2 separate regions of the Homo sapiens genome follow, and region 2 is linked to region 1. Evidence: read pairs that join two places in POLR2A ChIA-PET (ENCODE). Cell type or tissue: A673. All regions are shown on one strand. Links, peaks and the distances in the headings refer to the core of each region. The heading gives the core; the rest is flanking DNA. Region 1 overlaps ARK2N (arkadia (RNF111) N-terminal like PKA signaling regulator 2N). Region 2 overlaps PSTPIP2 (proline-serine-threonine phosphatase interacting protein 2).

Evidence for each region. Peaks named below come from ENCODE experiments on the same cell type or tissue, not always from the same donor. Only the 100,000 strongest peaks of a DNase experiment are listed, where the experiment ranks them.
Region 2: POLR2A ChIA-PET joins it to region 1 with 10 read pairs; 2 of 35 experiments call an interaction of 5 or more read pairs at or near these places.

Annotation. Positions count from the first base shown.
Region 1 is chr18:46,256,967-46,265,510 of GRCh38, forward strand. It overlaps ARK2N (arkadia (RNF111) N-terminal like PKA signaling regulator 2N), which reads left to right. Exons shown (of 5, transcript NM_145055.5): 5 at 5,963-8,544. The coding sequence ends at 6,152. Among named protein-coding and RNA genes, the nearest start is that of ARK2C, 73 kb to the right of the region's middle. RefSeq lists enhancers at 2,094-2,658, 2,659-3,222, 4,598-5,099. In A673, for the core only: no CTCF peak of the experiment used is centred there; DNase peaks (open chromatin) are centred at 7,535 and 8,425; H3K4me3 peaks cover 596 bases; H3K27ac peaks cover 3,326 bases.
Region 2 is chr18:46,061,906-46,070,449 of GRCh38, forward strand. The region is part of intron 1 of PSTPIP2 (proline-serine-threonine phosphatase interacting protein 2); the gene reads right to left. Among named protein-coding and RNA genes, the nearest start is that of PSTPIP2, 6.1 kb to the right of the region's middle. RefSeq lists enhancers at 1,836-1,885, 1,946-2,145. In A673, for the core only: no CTCF peak of the experiment used is centred there; no DNase peak of the experiment used is centred there.

The sequences.
Region 1 (8,544 bases), core at 545-8,544:
TGGAATTTATTTCTTTTACGGGTCTAGGGTTGCAGTTATGAAGTATTGATGTGCTTCTGGCAGGGTTATCACTTGGAAAAAGGTTTTAGGTTTTGATCCACATCTTTTTGTTCTCATTTGATTTGCATGTATAGAGTAGATGTTTTGTTTGGATTTAGTTGTCCTGTTCTTATTTTTTCTTTTCATATTCTACCTTGTTGTTGGGTTTTTAAGAGTTTTTAAGAACTCAGATTTGGTCCTTGAGTTGTTCTCTGGAATTGTGGCTGCCCTGACTTGTGTGGGGTGCCATTTTTCCATATTGGAAGCATTTTGTTTGGCCTTTGCACTCAGTAATTCTAGTTGTGATATGCCTCTCCCCCTCCTTTTTTGATAGTTATTTTTCTTTTCTTGCATGCTAATATCTTCTCCTATTCTTTTATTTTAGATTTTGATGTATTCATTTCTCTTTTGTGTATCCTCTAGTCCTAGACTAGAAAGCATGCTTTCTGAGCTAATGGTTGAACGCATATTTTATGATTGCCTTGTATTGCTGTGTTGAACTCCTGGTTACCTAAATGTTATTTCCAGATGTTAATTTTTGGACAGTCCAGTTTCACAGATGCTCTTTGCTAGTGAGATGGAGACTTTCCCAGCATCTCTAGTTCTTCTCTGCCCACTTAATTTTGCCAAAACTTTTAATTTACAAACCTCAGGCCAATAATTTTTTTTTTTGTCGTTGGTCCTGTTATTTTTTCCTTCTACCGACCTCATTGGTAATTGCTCTAGGAAGAGGAATACATATAGCACAGATCTGTATGTTATGGAACCGTGTTGGAACAGTTCCTTTTGGTACCTGTTCTGAGGACCTCATTCTAGTCTGTTAATCCTGTGATCATTGGCGTTAATGTTGGGTTATTCCTCAGCAAAGTAATTGGTGTAGGAAGCTGTATTTGAGACTCATTGCTTCATAGGACCAGTTGCTAATTTTTTTTTTTTTTTGAGATGGAGTCTCGCCCTGTCCTCCAGGCTGGAGTGCAGTGACACGATTTCGGCTCACTGCAACCTCTGCCTCCTGGGTTCAAGCAATTCTCCTGCCTCAGCCTCCCAAGTAGCTGGGACTATAGGTGCACGCCGCCATGCCTGGCTAATTTTTGTATTTTAGTAGAGATGGGGTTTCACCATGTTGCCCCGGCTGGTCGCGAACTCCTGAGCTCAGACGATCTGCCCGCCTCGGCCTCCCAAAGTGCTGGGATTACAGGCGTGAGCCACCATGCCCAGGCCTGTTGCTAATATTAACTCCAAAAAAAACTAGTGATACAGATGAGTGTTTCCCTACAATCACAAGGATTCATTTCCTCTTCAGTTAGGAAAAAGAAGTAGAAATGTTATCTAAGAGGTCACCTTCAGGCTGTCTGTAAATGAGAGTAAAATTGATTAATTTTAATGTTGTTTTCTTAGAATGGTAAGCTAACTATATCAAAAGTTGACCGTCAGAGCCTGCTGTGTGTGCGCGCACACACTTCATTTCCACTGTGCAGCCTTTCTATTGATATTAGTGTATGAAGAACAGGAAATTATTCTATCAAACCATATTATTTATAATTATTTTTTCCTAACATTTTGGGAAGCAAGACCCAAGCATTTTCTTGGTTATAAAATGCAAAGTATGGCTCTAGGTTGTGTTTCATACCTGTCACCAATTGCATGCAGGTTAAACACTTTGTGAGAACAAAGCCTGTATCTGCACTAATACAGATTAGTAATACAATTGATTGGACCAATTAAAAACCAGCTGAGTATGTTCCTACCTCATGTCTTTCATGATACAGAAAAAGCATATGTGATAATACATGAAACTATTTTTTTTTATGTTGCGTCACAAAATTTCGAGCCTCTTGCATCCATTATAGGACCACTCCAGAGGCTTAACAACCATTGTGCTCCCTCTTTCTCCTGAATTTTTTTCCCTATCTGGTATAAATTTTTGTGTAATGTATATTCTCTTATAAAATAGTTGAAATATTTCTCTAGCACCCTTCTGTTTACTAGATTGACTGTTTTTTCCCTCTGTAGTTAAAAAAAAATGTGTTAAAAGCCTTGTTCTGTCCTCATCCATCTCCTAACTCCCATTTTATTCAGTGTGTTTGAGATCATTAAAGTAAATAATTTTTGTGAATATTTTATTGGCTAATAACACATACAGATAACTAATAACGTACCTTTTTTGCAAACTGCTTATACCCAAGTAACAAGCACTCAGATCAGAACACAGAAGTCACTCTGAGCTTTCTTTCTTTCTTTTTTTTTTTTTTTTTTGAGACAGAGTCTCATTCTGTCACCCAGGCTGGAGTGCAGTGGCACGATCTCGGCTCACTGCAACCTCCGCCTCCTGGGTTCAAGCGATTCTCCTGCCTTAGCCTCCTGAGTAGCTGGGACTACAGGCGCATGCCACCGTGCCTGGCTCATTTTTGTATTTTTAGTAGAGACGGGGTTTCACCGTGTTACCCAGGCTGGTCTTGATCTCCTGACCCCATGATCCGCCTACCTCGGCCTCCCAAGGTGCTGGGATTACAGGCGTGAGCCACCGCGCCCAGCCACTCTGCACTACTTTCTAATTACAACCTCCCCCTTTTCTTTTCCCCGTAACTACTATCTTGACTTATTTTTTTGTTTTTATTTTTTGAGACCGAGGCTCAGCCACCCAGGCTGGAGTGCAGTAGCATGATCTCTGTTCACTGCAGCCTCGACCGCCAAGGCTCAAGCCATCCTCCCACCTCAGCCTTCCGAGTAGCTGGGACTATGGGTGCCCACTACCCCACCCAGCTACTGTGTGTGTGTGTGTGTGTGTGTGTGTGTGTGTGTGTGTGTTTGACAGAGATGGGGTTTCACCATGGTGCCCAGGCTGGTGTCGAACTTGTGAGCTCAAGTGATCCTCCCGTCTGTGTGTGTGTGTGCGACAGAGATGGGGTTTCACCATGGTGCCCAGGCTGGTGTCGAACTTGTGAGCTCAAGTGATCCTCCCGTCTCACCCTCCCAGAGTGCTGGGATTACAGTCATGATCCACTGTGCCAGCCTATTCTGACTTTTATTGATAGTTTTGCCTGTTTTTGAACAAATCTTAAAGTCACTGTTGAGCTTGGAGGGCATCTTAAAATTTTCCTTAACATTCCTGACAGATGCCTCAGCAATTACTTGAGTACTTAAAAGGCAATTCATTCCATTTCTTAGTGGCTTTGTTCTATAGCAATGATTATCTGAAACTTGCCTTCTAGAAACTGATTCATGGTTCTAAGCATGCTCTCAGTGGTTTGCCTCGAGCATGAAATAGTACCTTTCATGGTGGCTTCCACCTCACAGTGATTCTCCCTTTGGGAATTCCATGTACAACTATTAATAATTAGAGTTAGGAAAGCTTTTGACCGAAGATAGTATCATCACATTCTCCAGATAATCTAAAATTTTGAAGTAGGAGAAATAGAGAGGGTTAGGGGTTGTTCCATCATCTTAGGCTCTTTGAGGTGCCCAGTGTCCTACTAATAAATTCTCTTCATTGTTTAAAGTAGCCTAAGCTGGTTTTTGGTAACTGGAACCATTTGTAACATAACTTCAGAAGTGATCTATTTTTAGATAGTTGAAGTGCCCTGTCTCCTATTCTCTCTCCTTCAGCCATTCCTCAGTAGGAAATAAGGTCTCTAAACCTCTCACTCTCCTAGTTCTTTTCCTATGCCAGACACTTTCTAAACTCTTCTTTGCCGCTTATTGAATGGCCCTGGGAACCAGGCAGTGCTTCTTTCAGTCAAACATGATGTAGTAACTTCAGGTATAGCCTGAAGAAGGCATTGTTATTCAGTGGAAAATAAACCCTCGAGTGGAGACCTGATTTTACTCCAGTTCTATGCTTAACTTGTTTAAGAGCCTGGATGGTTGTCTTTTGGCCTAGGTTTTTTCTTCTGTATAATAAACAGATTAGATCAGATTTTTTAAAAAGCCACTGCTTGACGTTACATTGTATGATTACTTAGTGAGCAATACAGATAAACAATTGGGACTATATACTTCTTTTACTTCGGAGATATTTTTAGAAATTCTGCCAAAGATTACATTGACTCTCTTTGCCACTCGTTGCCTGAATTCTTACCAGGTTTCTAGCCAGCTTTACTTCAATTAGTGCTTATACAGGTGAGCTTTTGAATTGTCAAGTAACTTTATACTTCTAAATTGTTAGTTTGGGTCTATTTTTGTACTCTGATGATTCTTGTTGTGTTTTGCTGCACCCGATTTAATACACACATCTGTAAAGCAACAACATGATATGGAAAGCATTGGACCCAAAATCAGACCTGTCTTCCTTGGCCTATCACTTTCAAGCATTGTGACTCTGAGCAAATCATGTAACCTGTTTAAGCCTCAGTTTCCCTCTCTGTAGAGTGAGGATAGTAAATTCCATGCTTACCTCATAGGTCTGTCAGAATTGTCCAATGAGATAATATATGTGAAACTGCTTAGTAAAGGTAGTGTTCCGTTGGCCTTCAGTCATCAAAACCATTTCTATAAATGTTGAATGGACTCCTTTGGCTGACATTTTTCCATGACTACATGGTCACTTAATATGAATTTATATAATGGGTTGAACAGATGTGAATTAGACATTGGGCTTTATGTCCCTTATTTTAATGTCCCTATTTATTTCTCTAGCTAATCTTTGAAAAGGTAGTAGCCTCTGGGTTAGTAACTACATAGCCCATCTCTGGACAGATGACGGGCTTCTGGTACTGTAGCAAATTTGCGTTCTGCCCTCTGCTCTGGCCCTGAGAGATCTGTTCTTAGGAATTTTTCTTAGTAAGGGAGAAGTTATCAGATTAAGCCTTTGTAGGAGTAGGGCATGTTTGCAGGAGTTTAAGGGTCCTTGGGGCAGTTTTGCAACTGAATCGTGTCCATTGTTACCCTAATGTTCTTTTGAATCTGGTGGTGTAGGTAGCATTAAACCAAAGCTGAAATTCTCAAGTGGCCCAGCATTATTTGTTGCTTACAGATTGTCAAACAGCTGCTCAGGAGCCACTGTGGTAGTTTAGTGACTAGACTCATGCCACTTGTTACTTCTCACATAAGCTACCTGAGGGCTGGTCAGGAAGTTTAGATGAGAGGACATAGCATTGATCACATGAGTTGCCTGCCTTCCTCTCATTTGAGTCAGAACTTAGTGTTTTGGCCTGGAGGTTCACAATTCTATCATTTGACTGGACTGTGGAATTCAAACTGTCAGTGTTTCTGAAACAATTTTATTTCAGTGAACTCTTGGTGTGACTTGCTAACAAGGCAGTTCTCTCCCTCCGATAGAACCCTTTTAGTGGATCTAAACTGAAGATTCAGCTGTGTTACTTTCACGGAACCAAATTATAAGCGATTCTGTTGAATGAACCAAGTGCTTCTGTTGTGACCTTCAGGACAAGGGAAATTGATCCTTTATTCATGATCTATTACTTACAGACTTTTAGAAATTTAATCTGTGAAAGGGTATTACTGTCACTGTCTTTGAAGGCATTATTACCAATTATAAAGCTTATTTTAAGAACAAGTTTTAACTATTTTTCTTACTGTTTGATTTGTTCAGACTAAGATTGTTTGGGCATCTTAACTTTGTTCTGGATTTATGTGTTGCCCTATCATGAAGATCCCAGAGGTGTAAATGAGTCCAGAGAAACATCCTGTCACCCATGGTCAGTGACACAACTCAGGAGTTTCTGGCTGAGATAAGACCCTTGGCCTTTTTAAGGCTAAACTGAGAGAGGGACCAAGTGGGGTGTGGTGGGGTAGGGAGAGAGGGAGACAGAGATGGAGGGAAGGATATTGATTGTGGGTTTTATGAACTTGCATACTAGGTTTATCTTAGTAAAAATGTTGATAAGTACAACTGAGGTCATATTGTCTTCTGTTTTTCCTGTGGTGGAATTAACCATGCTTTTGTTCTTCATCTCAATTGCAGGTGTGTTCATCCTCGAGGTGGTGTGATTCAGAGTGTTTCTTCATGGAAGCATGGCTCGGGCACGCAGTATGTTAGCACCAGGCAAACACAGTCATGGACTGCTGTGACTCCCCAGCAGACTTGGGCTTCACCAGCAGAAGTTGTTGACCTTACCTTGGATGAGGATAGCAGGCGTAAATACCTACTGTAATACAATGTCACTGTGTTTCCTCTGCACTGTTCCCTTCCACTTCCTCATCCTCTTTGTGACATGGAAGTTCATTGTCATAGCTTCAGCTTCAGAAGCTGTTTGTGGCATTTGTAGGATTCAAACTCATGGAAAATTCCCTCCTCTTCCCCCCTTTTTTTAATTAAAAGAAGTCACTTAGGAAAATAACATCACAGAGAAAAGAATTTCTTCTTTCCCTCAGTAGGAATATAGAATGATGAATTTTATTAGACAACTTTATTTTACTTGGTGACTTTTAATCTTAGGAAACTCTGCCTTCCTTTTAGAATAATATTTTAATTGCCAGGCAAAATGGGTTTCAGTTTTTGAATCTTGTATTTATTTTTCTGTATAATGAAATTAATATCTAGACTTGACCACTATCTGCCCACCCCATTGGCACTCCCATCTTAGGGCATTCGCACACATATCAGTCAGGTCCTTATTGGCACCTAGTAGGGCATGTGCATTTAAAAACTTGTCCTTAAAAATAGAAGACAGAAGTATTAAAATTATATTTTCTTTTATTTTAAGTCTTCTGCCTTCTTTCTTGAGTTTGCTCCTGTTGACTTCCCACAGCACAGATAATTGACATGTCCCTTTGTGTTTATAAATACTACTAAGGTGACCTAGTTGTTCTCCTTGTTGCAATAATTAATAACTCTTTGCAAAATGTCTCCTTTGAGACAGAGGCATTTCAGATAGATACCCACCATGAGGTGTTCTGGGCATCTGAAGGTATTAAGAGTTCAGTGGGAAAAATCTCTCTCCCTCGCCTTTTTTTCTGGTTTAGTCAAATAACGGGTGAACATAGAAACCTGTTGGGAAGAATATGAAAAGTTATGTGGCCTCTGAGGCTACAGGCACTTGCAAATCCGAGAGGAAAGTGCCGTCTTTCATAGCTGGTCTCTGTATAAAGAGTATGTAGCAACAACTGTTTAACATCCGAGATGAAGTGGACCTGATGCTGTATTTGGGTATTTTTCTCCTCTACCTTCTAAAAAAAAATACCATAAGAAGAATCAGAATGTACCATAAGAAATCAGATGCAAAGCACGTTAATGTCATTGGTAAGTTTTACAGAGTCTAAAAGGATTAGCAAAGGGTAGCAGGAGCTTCAGGGAATTCAGGAAATGCCAGCATTGGAATTTTGTGGCATTAGTTACTACCTTCTTTCTTATAATATGTTGTAGTTACTAGTGAATTCTTTTAAAAGCAATACCTAGAGTTAGAACACTATGTACTCTGCACAGGGGGAGTGAAGTAATATTGGCTTAGAAGACTTCACCTTTTGTTTTTCATGGTTTTTGTTTGTTTTGTTTTTGTTTTTGTTTCCATTGTTACCGTTGCTATGGCCCTTTGCCTGTCTCTCCAAATCCCCTGGTGGCTCTTCTTATCATTAAGAGTATGAGAATTACCATTTTCAGTTTTCATTCAGCAAACAAATTTACCAAGTGCCTGCTCTGCATAAGGCACTGTGAGGGGTGGGTGCTCTGGGGGCTGCTGAGATGAATGACACACACCGCACATACACATGCATCAGTGTCTGCCTGCCTCCACCTGCCCAGCCTGTTCTTCTTCTTCTTCTTCATCTTCTTCTTTTTTTTTTTTTTTTGTAAAGACAAGTTTATTCCTTTACGCTTCTTGTTGCATTAGTTCTCCTGTATGTTCCTTCTTCCACAGGAATGTATTTGTGCATATGTTCTTTGATCTTCTCTGATAGCATCTCATTTGATCTGGCCTCTGTCCTTCATCAGCTTTTATTTTTTTTATTTTTATTTTCTGCTTTTGTTAGATAAGGCTTTTAAGATCATGAACCTCCAGCTTTAGCAACTCATATATCAGTCTCTCACATGGCCACAATTCTAGACAAAAACCAAAGACCCAGAGGCCAGAGCAAAGTAGGACCTTCTGAAGATTCACTACTGGTGTATCCTTGGACCTTCACATTTTACTTTAGGATTAATTTATTGAATTTTACTGTTACACATAGTTTTTGACTTGAATTAAAATACTAGACAAAGCAGAAATGTACAATTTCTGGTCTGTGTTTTCCAGGAAATTCATAGAGAAGAGAATAGAGTGGATGATGTGACTTGAAGTTTTTGCAGCTTATTTTTTCCCCCACTGTCAGGGCAGAGGCCCATTTTAATGAATGTTTTTGCATGACCTGTTCTTATGTTAACCACATATTTTTTTTCCCAATTCCACACAGCAGGTGATTTCCCGTGTGACATATTTTCTTCATAGTCCCTAATATAGTCATCCTCTACAGAGTTGGCGTGCTGTGTGCACTGTGGATTAGGAACAGAGTGGAGCTGTAACCAGTCTCTTCTCTGGCCCTTTGCCTTTATGTCAGCTTGCACTTTTGCCT
Region 2 (8,544 bases), core at 345-8,344, 200 kb before region 1:
CATATTTCTAGGGTTTTCGAATATTTGTGGCCACTTATGAAACTATCACTTCCAACAGCTATTCTTTCAATAGTAACATTCAAATAGAAGCAGAGACCAAGCACTATAGGGCAAGTGTAAAGAGGACACACCATGGAGACTGCTTTCTCTGGCAGTTCAGCTTGCATGCCTCACTCAGCAAAACTAAGCTCAGAAGTTAGTTAGGCTCCTGCCCTTTAGAAGGCATGTGCTTCAGATAGGGATGGGGTCTCAGTCTCCCTACCCTGAACAGCTTATTCAAGTCTTCCTTCCAGCCTTCCAGCCTTGTGCCACACCATCCCCTCCCTGAGAGGTATTCTGAAAACAAAGATTTCCCCATCTTGTTGCATGCCTGGTGCCATTTTAGCACTCTTCAAGGAGTGGTACCCTATCGCACTCACCCAGCCAGACTTGTCCAAGAATCTTGCCCTGGTATGCTAGGCATGGTGGCTCATGCCTGTAATCCCAGCACTTTAGGAGGCCGAGGTGGGTGGATCATGTGAGGTCAGGAGTTCAAGACCAGCCTGGCCAACATGGTGAAACCCCATCTCTACTAAAAAGAAAAAGAAAAAGAAAAAGAAAAAGAAACTTGCCCCAGTAAACCACTTTTTTTTTTTTGGAGACGGAGTCTCGCTCTGTCACCCAGGCTGGAGTGCAGTGGTGCAGTCTCGGCTCACTGCAACCTCTGCCTCCCAGGTTCAAGCAATTCTCCTCCTGAGTAGCTGGGACTACAGGCACATGCCACCACACCTGGCTAATTTTTTTCTACTTTTAGTAGAGACGGGGTTTCACCGTGTTAGCCAGGAAGGTCTCAATCTCCTGACCTCGTGATCCACCTGCCTTGGCCTCCCAAAGTGCTGGGATTACAGGCAGGAGCCACCATCCCGGCAGGTAAACCACTCTTTTTAGCCTGAAGGAGAGTAGGTCAGTCTGTTTCCCATTAGTGTCCTACATCTTTGTTTGCTTCCTTAAGAAGAATGTAGGACCCTGAGGGCAGGAATCCACCTCCTCCTCATTTTGCAGGTCCACACAGGTCTCTGACTTCTGCAAATGTCAGAACACTTAAGCCCTCATACTCAAAAGACAGTATTTTTAGTGAGACAGCGTCTTGCTCTGTCATCCAGGTTGCAGTGCAGTGGTGTAATCACGGCTCGCTGCAGCTTCAACCGCATGGACTCAAGTGATCCTTCTGCCTCAGCCTCCTGATTATCTGGGACTGCAGGTACTGGCCACCATGCCTTGCTAATTTTAAAATTTTTTTTGTAGAGACAGGGTCTCAATATGTTGCCCAGGCTGGTCTTGAACCCCTGGACTCAAGCAATTGTCCCACCTCGGCCTCCCAAAGTACTAGGATTATAGGCATGAGCCACAGCGCCCAATCATAAGACACATATTGAGTAAAACTTGGACCACAGAAAACCTCGAAGTGTAATAGAAGAAATCACAAAACTTTAGATCAATAAACTTGACTGTATAAAGTGTTTTCAAAATCCATATACATATATCATTTTACAGATGAGGAGGCAAAGCTGAGGAAAGCTGAATAATTTGAACACGGGCACACACATTCTTTGGCTTGAAAGGAGCCAAACTGGGAATCAAACCCGGGAATGTCCAGTGCAAAAGCTTGAGGGCCTGAGGACTGCCTCTCACTGTGTCATGCCTATACTGGATGTTAGAACATGTGAATTACACACACACACACACACACACACACGTGTATATATACAAAAATATATATTTTAAAATATGCATATAAATTTACAAGCAAAGCATGAGGAAGAAAACAAAACCATTTGTAAAAGAGGAATTACAAGAAAATAACCAAATGTGCACTCTCCCTGGTGATAAAAACGCAAATGAAAGTTGAATAAGGCACCAAGTTTTGCTTATTGAATGAGCAGAAAAAAAGACAATAGCTATGACTGACAGAGTGAAACTAGCATCCGCACATACTATTGGGAACACTGAGAATAGGCCCACTCTTTAGGAAATCATCCTGGTTCTACATATCAAAAGTTTTTCAATGTCCTTCTGTTAGTTAATGGTTTTTTCAGTCATTCAGTAGGTATTACTGAGAATCTGTCATGTGCCAGGCATTGAACCAGGCACCACTGGAGTAAGCAGACAGGAGTGTGGGTCCTCACCCCAAGGGCAGCCATGCCAGCCCTGGAATGACCAATCAGGGGCTTGTAGATGAGAGAGAAATAAACCTCTTCCTTGTCTAGGCCACTGTTGTTTTGGGGTTTTCTATTACTTGCAGCCAAACTGAATCCTATTTATACAGAAGGTAAGTGAGCTTTCACCAGCTGCTCTGGTTTCTTTTTTCTTTTCTTTTTTTCTTCTTTCTTTTTCTTTCTTTTTTTTTTTTTTTTTTTTTTTTTTGAGACAGAGTCTCATTCTGTTGCCCAGGCTGGAGTGCAGCGGAGTGACCTTGGCTCACTGCAACCGCCCCCTCCCAAGTCCAGGCGATTCTCCTGCCACAGCCTCCCGAGTAGCTGGGACTACAGGCACCCACCACAACACCTGGCTAATTTTTTTTTTTTTTTTTTTTTAAGTAAAGACGGGGTTTCACCATGTTGACCAGCCTGGTCTCCAACTCCTGACCTCAGGTGATTCACCCGCCTGGGCCTCCCAAAGTGCTGGGATTACAGGCATGAGCCACCACGCCCAGCCCTGCTGTCTGGTTTCTTAATGGAGTAGAGGCAAGATCACCAAAACACAGTGAGAATGTGGGAGGGATGTGTAGGTTTGAGTGGAAAAGGCATGAAATTATCACTGCAGAAAGGGCAAGAGTGACTTATTAGAGAAACATAGTAAAATGGCTGGGCAATGATGAGTTCTGTCTTGAGTTTCCAGAAATAGATACTTAAAGAATCCCAATTTTAAATACCTTACACGAATGACATGCACCACATTCTTTATTATAGAAAACACTGGGCCGGGTGCGGTGGCTTATGCCTGTAATCCCAGCACTTTGGGAGGCTGAGACAGGCAGATCACCTGAGGTCAGGGGTTCAAGACCAGCCTGACCAACATGGAAAAACCTCATCTCTACTAAAAATACAAAATTAGCCAGGCATGGTGGTGCATGCCTGTAATTCCAGCTACTTGGGAGGCTGAGGCAGGAGAATTGCTTGAACCCAGGAGGCGGAGGTTACAGTGAGCCGAGGTCGTGCCATTGCACTTCAGCATGGGCAACAAGAACGAAACTCTGTCTCAAAAAAAAAAAAAAAAAAAAGAAAAGAAAAGAAAAGAAAACTCTAGAAATTACATAAATGCCAAACAGTGACAGAATAGTTGTATCACTCACAAAACTTTTCTAAATAATTGTTAGGGAAAGTAGATAGCAATATATAAAATAAGTTATAATTTTTTTTTTTTTTGAGATGTAGTCTGGCTCTGTCGCCCAGGCTGGAGTGCAGTGGCATGCTCTCAGCTCACTGCAAACTCCGCCTCCTGGGTTCAAACGATTCTCCTGTCTCAGCCTCCCAAGTAGCTGAGTACAAGTGCCCACCACCATGCCTGGCTAATTTTTGTTTTCGGTTGTTTGTTTGTTTTGAGACGGAGTCTCACTCTGTTGCCCAGGCTGGAGTATGGTGGTGTGATCTTGGCTCACTGCAACCTCCGCCTCCCGGGTTCAAGTGATTCTCCTGCCTCAGCCTCCCGAGTCGCTGGGACTACAGGCACCCACCACCACGCCCGGCTAATTTTTGTATTTTTAGTAGAGACAGGGTTTCACCATATCGGCCAGGCTGGTCTCGAACTCCGGACCTTGTGATGCACCTGTCTCAGCCTCTGAAAGTGCTGGGATTACAGGCGTAAGCCACCGCGCCCGGCCAATTTTTGTATTTCTTTAGTAGAGACGAGATTTCACCATGTTGGCCAGGCTGGTCTCAAACTCCTGATCTCAAGTGATCCACCCGCCTTGGCCTCCCAAAGTGCTGGGATTACAGGCATGAGCCACTGTGCCCAGCCAAAGTTACGATATTTTAATTAAAGCAGTAGAATACAAGATAGTACAGATACTATAGGATTATAATTATGCATGGAGGAAAAAAGTTGGGAAAGTACCAAATCACTAATAATATATATTTTAATAACCTTAATTTTATGTTAATATTAAAAACTATTGGCCAGGTGCAGTAGCTCATGCCTGTAATCCCAGCATTTTGGGAGGCCAAGGCAGGCAGATTGCTTGAGCTCAGGAGTTTGAGACCAGCCTAGGCAATATGGTGAAACAGCGTTTCTACAAAAAATACAAAAATTAACCAGGCGTGGTGGCATGTGCCTGCGGTTCCAGCTACTTGGGAGGATTGCTTGAGCCCAGGAGTTTGAGGCTGCAGTGAGCCGTGATCGCACCACTGCACTCTAGCCTGAGTGACAGAGCAAGACCCTGTCTCAAAAATAAATAATTTAATTAAATTAAAACTACTGTTTTAAAATTTCATGTTGAGACTCATCTTCTTGAGTAGCTAATAATCTCTTAGAGGTGAGATGTTGTGTGTCTGTCTCTCTGTGAGCCCACAGCAGCTACCACAAGGCTGGCCACTCAGACTTCACATAGACATTTGCTGAGTTGAACTGCCTGAGATTACGTGGGGAATGGAGAAGAAGTTCCTCTCTTCAACAAGTTGCTGTGTTTTCTCCGTTGGTCACAAGGTCTCTCACCAGAAGGTGAGCCCCACGTGTGTGGGCTTTGTGCTGCACCCCTTCTTGAGTATAGGGCTTCTAAAGAAGCCAGAGCCCGTCCTTAATGATATTCTCCTCATGCAAGACCACCAGCCAGTCACAGCAGAACAGTTTCTTTAAAAGGGTGGAACAGGCCGGGTGCGGTGGCTCACGCCTGTAATCCCAGCACTTTGCCCAGGCGGGCGAATCACCTGAGGTCAGGAGTTCCAGACCAGCCTGCCCAACCTGGTGAAACCCCCGTCTCTACTAAAAATACAAAAAATTAGCCGGGCGTGGTGGCGCATGCCTGTAATCCCAGCTACTCGGGAGGCTGAGGCAGAAGAATCGCTTGAACCCGGGAGGCAGAGGTTGCAGTGAGCCGAGATCTCGCAACTGCACTCCAGCCTGGGCAACAAAAGTGAAACTCCATCTCAAAAAAAAAAAAAAAAAGAGGTTTTTGACGATTATTTTAAAGCTAGCTCCCTCCGGCTGCTCTACAAAGAATGTATGGGAGAGCAGGTAATTGTTCATGACTCTATCTTCCCTTTTGCCACTAGGCAAGACAAAAGGAAACAGCCCTCCTGGTGTGTTTCTGGGGACCAGATTGTCAAATTAAATTCGACCTAGGCTGGGCGCAGTGGCTCACTCCTGTAATCCCAGCACTTTGGGAGGCCGAGGCGGGCGGATCACGAGATCAGGAGATCGAGACCATCCTGGCTAACACGGTGAAACCCCGTCTCTACTAAAAATACAAAAAAATTAGCCGGGCGTGGTGGCGGGCCCCTGTAGTCCCAGCTACTCAGGAGGCTGAGGCAGGAGAATGGTGTGAACCCAGGAGGCAGAGCTTGCAGTGACCCGAGATCGCACCACTGGACTCCAGCCTGGGCAACAGGGCGAGACTCTGTCTCAAAAAAAAAAAAAAAAAATGTTGGCCTAAAGCTGCCTCCATAAATAGCAAGCCACAACCTAACTTAGTGTGTAAACAAACCGTAACCTAACTAAGAGTATATTCTTGTAACAAGTAGCTGGGTCTCTGCCAATCATAACAGGGGAGCTTTCAGCCAATCCCAGGCTGCAGACTGCCCAGTCAAGTCCAAATAAGGCAACCACCCAGGTGTAACCAATCAGGCTATTTCTGTATCACCTCTTTTTTCTGTAAGTATTGCCTGCCCACTTTTGCCTTGTGGAGCTCTCTGAACCTTTACTGGTTCAGGGTGCTGCCTGATTCATGAATAGTTTCTTTGCTCAGATAAACTCTGCTAAATTTAACTAGTCTGAAGTTTTTCTTTTCATAAAATCCGAGAGAGTATTTAAAAATTACAGCAACAATCTAAACATTGTACAAAATACACTATGGGGTCAGCAGGGAGACTCTGTGGTGTTAACCTGTATTCTTTCTGTATTTTTTTTTTAAAGCAGCCTCCTATATTTATCTAGAGCACTGTACAGTCAGTTCTCCATATCTGCATCCATGGATTCAACCAACCACAGATGAAAAATATTCCAAAAATTAAAAAATAAAAATATACCAATTAAAAAATACAAATAAAAAATACAGTGTAAACAACTATTTACATAGCATTAACATTATATTAGGTATTATAAGCAATCTGGAGAATACTTAAAGTATACAGGAAGATGTGTGTAGGTTATATGTAAATACTACACCATTTTATAGAAAGAATCTGAGGACAGGCATAGTGGCTTACACCTCTTTTTTTGAGACAGATTCTCGCTCTGTCGCCCAGGCTGGAGTGCAATGGCACGATCTCAGCTCACTGCAAGCTCCACCTCCCAAGTTCACAGCATTCTCCTGCCTCAGCCTCCTGAGTAGCTGGGACTACAGGCGCCCACCACCATGCCCGGGTAATTTTTTTGTATTTTTAGTAGAGACGGGGTTTCACTGTGTTAGCCGAGATGGTCTCGATCTCCTGACCTCGTGATCCACCCGTCTCAGCCTCCCAAAGTGCTGGGATTACAGGTGTGAGCCACCATGCCCGGCCGGCTTACACCTCTTATCCCAGCACTTTGGGAGGCCAAGGCAAGAGGATAGCTTGAGGCAAGGAGTTTGAAACCAGCCTGGCCAACATAGCAAGACCCAATCTCTGTATTGAAAAAGAAAAAAGAAAAGAAAGGACTTGAATGTCCATGAATTTTGGTACCTGCATGGGAGTCCTAGAACCAATCCCCTACAGATACCAAGAGATGACTGTATAGAGAAAAACCATTGAGCAAAGCCAGAGGCAACATCAGTTCAAACTCTGCTAAGGCTCCAGAATGACAAGATTCCAATCTGGTAAAAGGTTTGGATGAGAGTGACAGCCTTGTGTTGACAGCAGGGCAATGAGCCAGTTCAGACAGCCCCAAGACTTTCCCTAGTCAATCCCAGGCAGAGAGAAGCCCTGCCCACTACAGGAACAGGGTTGCTGAAACAGCAACTAGGAAGCTGGTCTACACCAAGAACCTTGGGAATCAGGAAGGCCCAGGAAAAATAAGTATCTACAGGAGGTTCAGGGACGATTTGGACCTCACACCCAAGTGAGAAGCCTGGAAATCCCCAGGGGTGAGAGAACACTGCTTTCATCTACCCTTCCAAAACGGGTCCCACTGTCACCCGTGCATGCCCGTATCTGAAGGACACTGGTGTCTGATCATCCCAAAAACTGGAATTTTTTCTCATTGTGGCCTGGCTGTTTCCCTGGATCTTTGGAAACTGTGGTCACTGTCTTATTCTGACAAGATACAATCAAAGTTAACCAAGAGAAATTATACAGCACTGCTTAACCAAAGTGCCACAAAGAAGGTATAAACAGGGAAGGGTGGGAGAGAAACAACACACAGGTATGTACCAATAGCAGGCAAATTCATTGGGGGCCAATCCCAGTTTTATTCATTTATTTTAAAATGATTTTTAGAGACAGGGTCTCACTATGTTGCCCAGCCTCCTTAGTAGCTGGGACTACAGGCACACGCCAGCTCCAAGCCCAGTTTTAAACACTGATTATTCCCTTTTGAAGCAGATTCATCGAAGATTTCTTTAAATAAATATTTTCATGAAGCATTTAAATACATTCATTTATGAAGTGTGTATTGACTCATACTTTTTCAGGAACATGTACAAACACGTTTGACCACAGTCCTCTCACCTTCCTTGGAATGTCCCTCTCTTGGGCCTGTGATAGCTCTTTCCTGGTTGTATCCCTTCATCTCTTCCTCTATTTCTCTGTCCCCTTTCTCCTCCTCCATCAATAGAGGCATGCACTAAGAGTGCTTCTTTGTGGACTTCCGATCTCTTCATTCTTTCTCCTTGAATAACCATCACTCACTTCTTTTACTTGTCACCTCTACTGCTGATAATAATAGCTGGCAACTATAGGTGCTCTCTGTGTGTCAGGCACTGTACTAAACTCTCAAGTTTAATCCTCCCAACGGTCCTAAGGAGTAGACACTGTTATTATCCCCATTTTTATGTATGGAAAAACTGAGGCTTGGGGGCGGAAGCAGGCTGCCCAGGGTCACCTAGCTAGTAAGGGGCAGAACTGGATTCAAGCCCGGGCAGCCCACCTCAGAGGCTTCATGCTGTTCGGTAAGCTCTCAAAACTGGACATCTTCCCAAGGGGCGGGGCCATCTCCACCAGCCCCTCAAACCCTGCATGTCACCCACCAGACATTAGAGAGTACTCACTGACATGTTTGTACTGGCTGTGAAGATATTAAAATACTGCAAACTCTGTGGCCTGGAACCCTGTCTTCACCCTGTCACCCTCTCCGCTAAGACCTCCCCGTATCCAGCATCCCTGGCATGGGGCTGAGGGGTGGAGGCTGGTGGGGAGGGGCTTAGCGCCCGCCTGGCCT